3 separate regions of the Homo sapiens genome follow, and regions 1 and 3 are each linked to region 2. Evidence: chromatin contacts called from ENCODE Hi-C or POLR2A ChIA-PET data. All regions are on one chromosome and are shown on one strand. Each heading gives the region's core, a stretch centred on a gene start or an enhancer-like site at or near the end of the contact. The rest is flanking DNA. Distances are from core to core; before and after follow the strand shown. Region 1 overlaps GRB2 (growth factor receptor bound protein 2). Region 2 holds the start of FBF1 (Fas binding factor 1). Region 3 holds the start of SNHG16 (small nucleolar RNA host gene 16).

Region 1 (3,644 bases), core at 413-2,912, 600 kb before region 2:
TAACCTCAACTGTAGCTAATTTTTTTTTTTTTTTTTCAGACAGAGTCTTGCTTTTGTTGCCCAGGCTGGAGTGCAATGGCGTGATCTCAGCTCACTGCAACCTCCACCTCCCGGGTTCAAGCGATTCTCCTGCCTCAACCTCCTGAGTAGCTGGGATTACAGGTGCCTGCCACCAAGCTGGCTAATTTCTATATTTTCAGTACAGACAGGGTTTCATCAAGTTGGCCAGGCTGGTGTTGAACTCCTGAGTTCAAGTGATCTGCCCGCCTCGGCCTCCCAAAGTGCCAGGATTTACAGGTGTTGAGCCACCGCGCTCGGCCTCAACTGTAGCTAATTCTTTACTTTAATGACACATATTTAGCAACTGTCCTTTTCATCCTTTCACTAACAGAAGGAGGCTTTTAATCTTACATGAAATCCTACACTCCTCTCTTCAAAAAATAAAACACAAAGCCTCCCCAACCCCCCACACCCCCTCCCAACCCCCCCGCCTGGGGGAGCAGCTGTTACTCATGTTTTGTGATGCTAACAGGCAAACCCGCTCCTGTGTGTCAGTTCCACCCTCTAAGGTCTCCACTCACTTCCCACTGCCTCAGCATAAAGCAGAAAACAGGAGCTCAAACCTCTACCCTGAAAATTAATGACAACAGAGGTTTTTTTTTAAATTTTATTTATTATTATTATTTTTGAGATGGAGTCTTGCTCTGTCCCCCAGGCTGGAGTGCAGTGGCGCAATCTCGGCTCACTGCAACCTCCGCTCCTGGGTTCATCCCATTCTCCTGCCTCAGCCTCCTGAGTAGCTGGGACTACAGGCGCCCGCCACCACGCCTGGCTAATTTTTTTTGTATTTTTAGTAGAGACGGGGTTTCACCGTGTTAGCCAGGATGGTCTCGATCTCCTGACCTCGTGATCCGCCAACCTCAGCCTCCCAAAGTTGTGGGATTACAGGCGTGAACCACCGCACCCCGCCCGACAACAGAGTTTATTTAATTCCACGTAAGACTATGATTCAAGGGGTCAATGAAAGGACTGATCGATTTTCAGTCGTTCTGTGACCCAAGAGCCACCTCAGAGGATGTTATTGAAAGAAGAAAAAGCAATGTTGGTCACAGAACTATTCACCAACGTGTGCATAAGGATACAGGACTGAAAAACTCAAGGCTGGGGTCCTCCCACCAGGACACCGTTAATTTCCAACTCAAAAAGCTAGTTCCAAATGCATTTTCTACTTCTGAAGCAGTTAATCTAGTTCCAAATCGGGAAAGGCTTGTTATAATCACATGACAGAGGAAGAGGAACTGGGGTAGAGTGGCAAGTCCCTACCCCCACCCCCACCCCCACCCCCAGGGTGGAGGCGAATGCAGAGAGTTCAACAGGTAATGACAATACAAACTGCAAATGTGGATTCAAGCTAGTGGACAGGGTCAGGGAGCAGAAAACACAGGGACCTAAACTAGTCTCGGGGTGGGGGCTGCCTGAGAAAGCCTCCCCAAGCCAGTGACATTTGAAGGGAGATCAAAGGCTCTCCTGTGGGTGGTCTGGCAGAAGACCACAGTATGCAAATTAAGAAGCTCAAGCTTATATGTTACAATCATCAGAAGTCGCTGAGAGTGACATTCAGGTTTGCATTTTTCAAAAGCTCCTCTGGCTGACTGTGAGATGAACTGCAAGGAGGTGCAGGTGGGTGGGGCAGTGCGGTAGAGAGGAGAGAGTCGAGGTATTTCTGGAGGTAGAATCAAAAGGACTTGGTGATGAGATGCTGCTCAGTGGTCTTCCTCTCGGCCACTGATTTTTTTTTTTTTTTTTTCTGAAAACTGCTTTAGAAAAACTGCTATATTGGCTGGGCACAGTGGCTGATGCCTGTAATCCCAGCACTTTGGGATGCCAAGGCAGGCGGATCACTTGAGGTCAGGAGTTCAAGACCCGCCTGGCCAACATGGTAAAACCCTGTCTCTACTACAAAATACAAAAAATTATCTGGGCACGGTGGCGGGCGCCTGTAGTCCCAGCTACTCGGGGGGCTGAGGCAGGAGAATCGCTTGAACCTGGGAGGCAGAAGTTGCAGGGAGCCGAGACTGCGCCACTGCATTCCAGCCTGGGCAATAGAGTGAGACTCCGTCTCCAAAAAACAAAGACAGGTATCAATCTTATGCTGGTATCCTCCATCTGTCTCTCCAGATCCAGTTACACCTTGCTTTTCTTGCCTTTTTTTTTTTTTTTTTTTTTTTGAGACAGAGTCACACTCTTTGCACAGGCAGGAGTGCAGTGGTGCAATCCTGGCTCACTGCAACCTCCACCGCCCGGGTTCAAATGATTCCCCTGCCTCAGCCTCCCAAGCAGCTGGGATTACCACACCTGGCTAATTTTTGTATTTTTTAGTAGAGACGGGGTTTCATCATGTTGGCCAGGCTAGTCTCAAACTCCTAACCTCAAGTCACCTTGGCCTCTCAAAGTGCTGGGATTACAGGCATGAGCCACTGTGCCCAGCCTGCTCTGACTTTTTGGCTCTGTAAGAACCACATCAACAGGCTCCCTCACTCTCTGGCTCCCAGTGCTATTAATCAATGGGGAGGCCTGCAGAAGGTCAGACGAAGGGAGGGTCAGGTCAGGGCATTCATTCTCCCAGCTCCCACCCTGAGAGTGTCTGTGGACAGTCTTGGACTCTCAATTGAAAGTAAGTCCTTTCCTTCTCCAGGTTTGGGCAACTCCTCCCCCTTCCTTCTCCCTGTCGTAGGCCTCATGGTGGTAACCTGATTACCAGCTGTGGACACTGCATTATCCCTGTGGTTTCTAGAGAAACTTCGCCCACACTGATAGCGGCAGGAGGCAGACAAATGCCTCACAGGGGCGGGTCTCCAGTGAAACCCCACCTCTAAGCCAAAGACAACTGAAAGCCTGAAAGCCACACTACAGGTCAAATCCATGGACCGGACTGAGAACCCATCTTCCCATTTGGTAGGCTTTCCTCTGATTGATCCCCACTCTTCACCTATTTTACATCTACCTACCCTTTCCGAATTGATTTTCTACACTGCCATGCCCATCTTTGAGTGGTGCCTTTGCTTTAGCCTTTCTTTGCATGCCCACAAACCATTCAGCATGCATGCCCCTGTTCTGAGCCCATAAAAGCCCCCACCCAGCCACACTGGGAGAGAAACCACCAGACTTCAGGGGTGGGGAACCACTACCTCCTCCGCTCCTGAAAGCTGTTCACCGCTCAATAAAATTCTTCTCCACCCTCCTCACCCTTAAATTGCCAGTGTAACCTCATTCTTCTCAGACACAGGACAAGACCTTGGGAACTGCTGAACCTGGGAACAAGCCATAACACAGGTGAGCTGGGGCATACCCAGCCCAGCCATGAGCTGAGCTGGTGCGCAACCAAGACTTAGCCTGAGTGGGCTGAGTGTGGAGGTCCCCAGCTGGAGTCAACACCTTGCAAATAGTCTCATTATTAAAATCCTCTCAATTTAAGTGTGTCAGGTGTTCTCTACCAGGACTCAGACTGAAATTAGCCTAAAATCAGTTGTATATGTCTTTTGGAATGCATTAAGGACATGCTCCTTTATATAAAGTGACATTTGTTATGGGGCAGAAAGTATCCAAATTCTACCAACTACTTGGAAGAAGAAAACTATAAAAGA
Region 2 (3,354 bases), core at 509-3,008:
GACTCTGTCTCCAAAAAAAAAAAAAAAAAAAAAACGTGCTCTGGATAACTTAATGGGCTTTCTGAGGCTTTGAGATTACTTGAAAAAAGGGCAGTGGCCATCATCCCTTACCCTGAAAGCCGATGCAGCAAGTGGCAAGTACTCATTTCAGAAAGGAGGTGGGTGCCTGGCACCAAGGCTGAAACCCTTTCCCAGGCAACACCCATGACTACTTTCTAGGCAGCATTTAGCACAAAAGCAGGTATGAACTCTGGTTACTCTTTGATATTCTTTTTCTTTTTAAAATTTTTTTTTTCGAGACGGGGTCTCACTGTGTTACTCAGGTTGGTATTGAACTCTGGGGCTCAAGCAATCCTCCTGCGTTGGTCTTCCAAAGTGCTGGGATTACAGGTGTGAGCCACCACGTCCAGCAACACGATTTTCACTGACAGTGGAAATATTTCCCTTTACATAGGCAGTAAATCTGACCCATTGAGAACATTTTCCTCGGAATTAGCTGTCTCCCTCCCCCTCCTCCACTTTACCAAAACCCACCTACAGGATGTCCTGGAAGAAAGGAGTCAGAGGGGTCCTCTTTATGTCCCAAGTATTGGCCTGTCCTGTTATTGGAATGCAAGGGTTATCTGGGCTTACCTACAGAGCCCACCCTGAATACATGTGTTTTCTTTTTTTTCTTTTTTTAGACGGAGTCTTGCTCTGTTGCCCAGGATGGAGTGCAGTGGTGCGATCTTGGCTCACCACAACCTCAGCCTCCCGGGTTCAAGCGAATCTCCTGCCTCAGCCTCCCGAGTAGCTGGGAATACAGGCACATGCCACCATGCCCGGTTAATTTTTGTATTTTTAGTAGAGACGGGGTTTCACTGTTGGCCAGGAGGTCTCGAACTCCTGACCTCGTGATCTGCCCGTCTCGGCCTCCCAAAGTGCTAGGATTACAGGTGTGAGCCACCACGCCTGGCCTTCTTTCTTTTTTTTTTTTCCAGACAGGGTCTCGCTCTGTTGCCCAGGCTGGAGTGCAGTGGCACGATCACAGCTCTCATAGCTTACTGCAGCCTCGACCTCCTTGGGCTCAGGCGATCCTCCAATGTCAGCCTCCCTAGCAGCTGGGACCACAGGCACACGCCACCATGTGCGGCAAATTTTAAAATTTTTTTTGTAGAGACGGGGGTCTCCCTATGTTGCCCAGGGTCGTCCCAGACGCCTGGCCTCAAGTGATCCTCCCGCCTTGGCCTCCCAAAGTGTCGGGATTACAGGCGTGAGCCACCGTGCCCGGCCTTGTTTCTTTTTCTCTGCAATGGCGACTTCACGACCTACAAGTCCAAATGTGTCCCATAACACATCAAGGAACTTCTGGCATCTCCTATCGATCCTGTACGGGCTTCTCAGACTATGGGGATTTTCTAGGCTTGGTTTGCCAAGGCCAAAGGGCTACAGAGTAACCCCGTCCCCACATGTATTCAGCCGACTCCATGCCAGGCGTTTTACAGATCCCGAGACCACCCCTAAGCAAGACCCCTAGCCGGAGTCGCCCCTCCGTCCCGAGACTCCGCGCCCCTCAATGCGTCACCCTTCTGAGCGCCCGGCCTATCTGGCCCCGGAGCGCAGCCTGTAACGCTCTCAGCCCCGGAAGCCTCCTGTTACGCGCCGTGCCCCCGGAGGTGCGGCCGCTGGGACCAGCGCCGGCCCTGGCTCCATTCGGGTCGCCCAGCCCGGCCAGGACTGGCCTCCCGCTTCCAGCCGCTGCCGGCACCCTCAGCCGTCTGGCCTCCCGCGGAAAGGCGGGCGCGAGGCATCCTGGGAGTCGCAGTCGGCGGTCGACTCACCCGCCCTCACAGAGGAGGTGGGGACGCCATGAAGAACTACAGCTCCCAGGGAGCCGCGCGCGGCAGTTGGCGGGGCCGGGCTTCTGCCGGCGGCGGGCACGTTGCTAGGAGCTGCCCCAACGCCTCTCCGGGAAGAGGGCGCCAGGCTCAAAGGCCCTCTTGGGAACTGCCGGGAAGCTTAAAAGTTCCTCCTGCCCACTTCTGAGGGCTGACACGTGGCCGACGCGGAGGCGTGAGAAATGTGTTGATATTGGGAGGTTGACGGGTGAATCCACAAATTCACCGGTGTTTATTCCACACCCCAAAGCTTGAGGGAAGTGACTGACCTGTTTAATGATCCAATCAAAGCTGTATAGCCAGAATGAAACCCAATACTGTCGCCCCACAAAAAGATTAAGTCACATTTTTTCTAGTATGTGCTAATTATGAATTTTATTAAGGTTTATTCAATGTCACAGAGGAAAGAACGGTTTGTAGTTTTGCTTACCCGCAGTGCTGGCAGGTCACAGCTGTCCAACCATGATCCATTCACATGCTCTGGCCCCGTGCCCCTCGTCCTCCCACCCCTACCCCACAGGACACCATTAAGCCAGGGCTGGGTAACAACATATGCTCAATGCATCTTCTCAGGTGAGAACCAAACTCGAGCCACAACAGCAAAGGGGGAAAAAGGTAGCAAAGTAATTATGTGCTCCCAAGGCAGTCATTTAGTTGAATCCATAACTGGAAATAAAAAGGCATTTATGAAGTGTAGTCCGCAGTCTGAATGTGGAAGGTGGAAGATCACACATTTACTAAGAAACACTCAAAACATATTTTGGTTCAGAATTCTAAAAAATCCCGAATTTTCCATGATCTTCCCAAGACAACCAATGACCCACTTAAATTTAAGGCAAAAACACCCTTGAATCTAGGAATGTGCACATATGCAACAGCTAACATCTGGTAACTCTAATAATGTTCCTTATATGTTTCTGTGTTTACTATCATGAACCATAGGAAGAAGTACTGGAAAATTTAGTAAGTGTGGACAGTTAAAAACACTGGCCCGGCACGGTGGCTCACGCCTGTAATCCCAGCACTTTGGGAGGCCGAGGTGGGTGGATCACGAGGTCAGGAGTTCAAGACCAGCCTGGCCAACTTGGTGAAACCCCTGTCTCTACTAAAAATACAAAAAAACTAGACAGGCATGGTGGCAGGCGCTGTAATCCCAGCTTCTCAGGAGGCTGAGGCAGAGAATTGCTTGAACCCGGGAGGCAGAGGTTGCAGTGAGCCAAGATTTCGCCACTGCACTCTACCCTGGGTGAAAGAGCAAGACAACGTCTCAAAAAAAAAAAAAAAAAAAAAAGCAAAACCCCACCATCAATATTTTAAAATAAAAAGTCGTTTTAGTCAATTACAGTGTGACTTGTTCTAATCCTCCAAGAATGGAGTAGTAAAGAAACAGCAGAAATGACTTCCCTGCATTATTTCATGAAAATGATCAAAACCTTTATCTAAGTCAGAACATCAACAAGACTCTTGGTCTCAGGTC
Region 3 (3,471 bases), core at 887-3,386, 620 kb after region 2:
GACCTCCTGTCTCATCCTGTGACTTAGAATGCCTTAACCGTCCGGGAATGCAGCCCAGTAGGTTTCAGCCTCGTTTCACCCAGCTCCTATTCAAGATGGAGTTTTCTGGTTCCAATGCCTCTGACAGTAGTACTTCATCGCATTGTGAGGATTAAACGAGTTCATACATGTACAGAAACCAGTATAGGGAATGGCACCTGGTAAGTGCTATGAAGTATTAGCTATCATTACTATCTTGTCTACAGTAGGTCACCAGCCCGCTAGCAGCTTTTGGGAAATTCCACACTTAGAATTCCCACTGTAAGTCTCAAATGAAAGGAACTATGTTTGCAGGGATAGAACACATTCTTCCTTTCAGTATTACACAAAATAACGTGTCTTCAAGGGTAAGGTAGAGAAACCTAATGGCCAGAATTACTGCTGAATGAATTAATGATTATTTGCTGAAGACTTACTGTGAGCATAGCAGGTAAATACCAAACCCTGCACTGTTAAGAAATTAAAAAGAAAAAAATAAAAATAAAAAGAGGCTGGGCGTGGTGGCTCACGCCTGTAATCCCAGCACTTTGGGAGGCTGAGACGGGTGGATCACCTGAGGTCAGGAGTTTGAGAACAGCCTAACATGGAGAAACCCCATCTCTACTAAAAATACAAAATTAGCTGGGCGTGGTGGCGCATGCCTGTAATCCCAGCTACTCAGGAGGCTGAGGCAGGAGAATCACTTGAGCTTGGGAGGCGGAGGTTGCCGTGAGCCGAGATCGTGCCATTGCATTCCAGCCTGGGCAACAAGAGCAAAAGTCCATCTCAAAAAAAAAAAAAAAAAAAAATAATAATAATAATAAAAAGAGACTTCTGCTCTTGAAGAGCTTACAATCAAATGAAAGGAGGTAAACATAAGCAAATGTGGTAATTTGAAGATAAGTATCTGCAACATATTACCATCTGCAGGACAATATAACCCACACCGAAGGCCACAGAGATCACTGTTAATGGGTGGATGAGAACAGGGAGACTGGAATGGAGAAAAGGCTCTCGGTCTTGCAAACTTAAACTAGCTTTCAAATAGGTGCAAATTCTGGCCCTGATTGTTGATGTCGTTTTTGCCTTATTTTTATTTCAAAAACGAAGCCAGACCGGGCGCAGTGGCTCACCTTTGTAATCCCAGCACTTTGGGAGGCCAAAACAGGAGGACTGCTTGAGGCCAGGAGTTTGAGACCAACCCGGGCAACATAGTGAGACCTCATCTCTGCAAAATAAAAATAATCAGCTGGGCGTGGTGGCGCTCGCCTGTCGTCCCGGCCACTCAGGAGGCTGAGGCGGGAGGATCACTTGAGCCCGGGAGGTCCAGGCTACAATAAGTTATGATTGCACCACTGCACTCCAGCCTGCGTGCCAGGGTGAAACCTTATCTCAAAAACAAACCAAAAAAACCCAGAAACAAAAAAAAATGAAGCCAAGGTGTTTGCCTGAAAAATAACACTCAGAAGAGCAGTGGGTGTTACATCATTCTCCGTTCTTTTCGTAATTCAGCTCGTGACACTTGCCTTTTTTTCTCTTCTCGGAATGCCCCGGGCCCCTGGGCAGCCGCGGAGGCCGAGCCCCGTCGCTCTCCAGCGCTCCTTGCCGCCCGCGCCTCGGCTTCACCGGCCTCGCCCCAAACTTAAAAACACCTGAGCAGGAGGTTGAACGATTCCCTCGGAATCTCTCCTCTTCACTAACCCAGCGAACCACCCCAAATGCCCCTATCCTCCCCCAAATAAAATCCGCAGAGCAATTAACAAAGATACTCGGCCAAGCCCCGGTTTCCTCATCTGTCCCTGCCCCCTCGAACTTTCTGTGCTTCCCCAGTCTCGACCAGGGACAAACTGTGTTGAAGCTCAATGACTTTCTGGCAGAAGTGAACCTCCAGCTTCGTTTTCTGACAGCCGTGGTTCTTCACAGGCCTGGTTTCCCACTCCGGACCCTCCACTGCCCCTGGTGGCGGCCACCATCTTACCCCCAGCTCCAGGGTCGCGCTGAGGACGCGGCCAGCCCCCAGCCGCCGTAGTTTTGAACTACATTTCCCACCAGCCCTTTCTCAACATCGCGAGAGTTCCGGAGAGATTGCCGAGAAGACTTGCGCGCAGGGGCGGTCTCGCGTTCTTTTCGAGGTCGGCCGCGTGGCTGGAAGACATGGCCACTCCAGTCGGTGTTGAGCACGGCGAGCAGTCTCAGGCCTTTAGTGATGATGGTAAGGCTGCCTGGGTGGGAAAACGGGGTCTTCCTTGACACGACACTAACATACTTGGCTTCCCTTCCTCAGAGACGAAGTGGTGACGATAATCTCGGTTTCTCCCTCATAGGGTGGTTAGGAGGGTTAAAAGTACTGGATGAGAAAATGCTTTCCAAACGTTGAGAAAATGTTACTATGTGAAGGGAGAGAGCTCAAGCCCGTCCTCGGCGTCATAGGGCCGGCTTCTGCGGGGGAGAGCGCCTAACAACCTGGGCAGCCCCGTGCGCCTCCGCCGCGCGTGTGCTGAGCGTCATGCCCAGGGGTCTTCGGTGCCCGCGCACGGGCAGACTCTGACGATGGTGGTTCTTAATTCAGCATCAGGAGTGTTAACGTGTGAAGACGTGATTCCGCTTGGAGTGTCTTGAGGACGGCCCCAATCGGTAGTTCATATTTAGCTTTACAGATAGGAGTCAATAGGATTGTAAACTTCTGGAAAGCCGTAGTTTTAACAACGAGCCTTTTTTCCTCCCCCAGAGGCCTTTCTTTGTTTGGCATCTGCAGAGACGGTGAAAAGCAGAGCTCCAGGTTGAAGGATCAGAGTAATAGATGGAGCCCTTAACATGAGTAAGAGTGGGTGCAGGCAGGGCCTGAGTGGTCACTAGAAATGAGAAAGCACAGTTGGTGCCATCACATACATTCACCTCCTGCTTTATTCTGAAGTTCAAGTATGAGAATACGTGTTGACATACAAGCCAGCTATGGTAAGAAATTACTCAAAATTCAGAATGCTAATTATTTTAATGATAAAAATGAGTAGCGTCTTTGCCCGTGTGATTTGGGGCCACTAGGTGTCATTGTAACCAGCGTGGATCCTCGTTAGGGCATGCAGGGATGAAAGAGACATGGCAAATGAATTTTGGATCGCTAGGATTTAGGAATCTTTGTTATTGGCTGAGCTGAGGATGATTTAAAGTTATCCCTGTCTGAAATGGTATCTTTTGTGAGGAGGTCTGACTTGCTGAGGCTCAGCTGTTTAATACAAATCTGGAGAATAAACCTTAAGGTGGTTTCTGTTAGAATGAAGCCTGTTATCCTTCTCTTTTAGATTAAAGGTGGTGGCTGTGGCCTTGAAAACAGTCATGTGAAAACTCATCACCTTAAGGTGTTAAGTGTAAGGATCTTCATGATGAAATTTCTGTAAATGGTGAGATTTTTAGTACTTTCATAGACTTGAATATGCTTATGGTCCTCTTTAAGTA

What was found. Hi-C counts contacts between places; a loop is a spot of excess contacts on that map. ChIA-PET counts read pairs that join two places held with the same protein, here RNA polymerase II (POLR2A). Pooled maps may share reads with other maps.
Region 1: a pooled map shows a loop between it and region 2 (4-fold over the local background). The contact joins the enhancer-like site here to the promoter of FBF1 in region 2. A Hi-C loop is called at or near these places in 1 of 50 pooled maps. POLR2A ChIA-PET finds 5 or more read pairs at or near these places in 5 of 52 experiments (CD8-positive, alpha-beta memory T cell, H1, activated CD4-positive, alpha-beta T cell and 2 more).
Region 3: a loop to region 2 is called in a map of naive thymus-derived CD4-positive, alpha-beta T cell, with 15 times the contacts of the local background. The contact joins the promoter of SNHG16 here to the promoter of FBF1 in region 2. A Hi-C loop is called at or near these places in 1 of 168 maps with a recorded cell type or tissue (naive thymus-derived CD4-positive, alpha-beta T cell) and 7 of 50 pooled maps. POLR2A ChIA-PET finds 5 or more read pairs at or near these places in 3 of 52 experiments (GM10248, RWPE1 and activated CD4-positive, alpha-beta T cell).

Annotation. Positions count from the first base shown.
Region 1 is chr17:75,344,374-75,348,017 of GRCh38, forward strand. All of the region lies in intron 2 of GRB2 (growth factor receptor bound protein 2), which reads right to left. Among named protein-coding and RNA genes, the nearest start is that of SLC25A19, 57 kb to the left of the region's middle. RefSeq lists enhancers at 673-1,664, 1,039-1,318, 2,929-2,988, 2,999-3,078 and silencers at 2,649-2,817, 2,729-2,788. Within about 2 kb of position 1,663, at least 6 of the 41 ENCODE cell types and tissues checked have a DNase peak (open chromatin) inside an H3K27ac peak, as active enhancers do.
Region 2 is chr17:75,939,284-75,942,637 of GRCh38, forward strand. FBF1 (Fas binding factor 1) reads right to left here and starts at 1,759. Exons shown (of 30, transcript NM_001319193.2): 1 at 1,565-1,759. ACOX1 (acyl-CoA oxidase 1) reads right to left here. Exons shown (of 14, transcript NM_004035.7): 14 at 2,224-3,354. RefSeq lists a silencer at 1,528-1,797 and an enhancer at 1,908-1,977.
Region 3 is chr17:76,555,628-76,559,098 of GRCh38, forward strand. It overlaps SNHG16 (small nucleolar RNA host gene 16), which reads left to right and starts at 2,137. Exons shown (of 3, transcript NR_038111.1): 1 at 2,137-2,230. SNORD1C (small nucleolar RNA, C/D box 1C) reads left to right here and starts at 3,163; the gene lies at 3,163-3,242. RefSeq lists enhancers at 1,168-1,267, 1,757-2,557, 1,958-2,217, 2,558-3,359.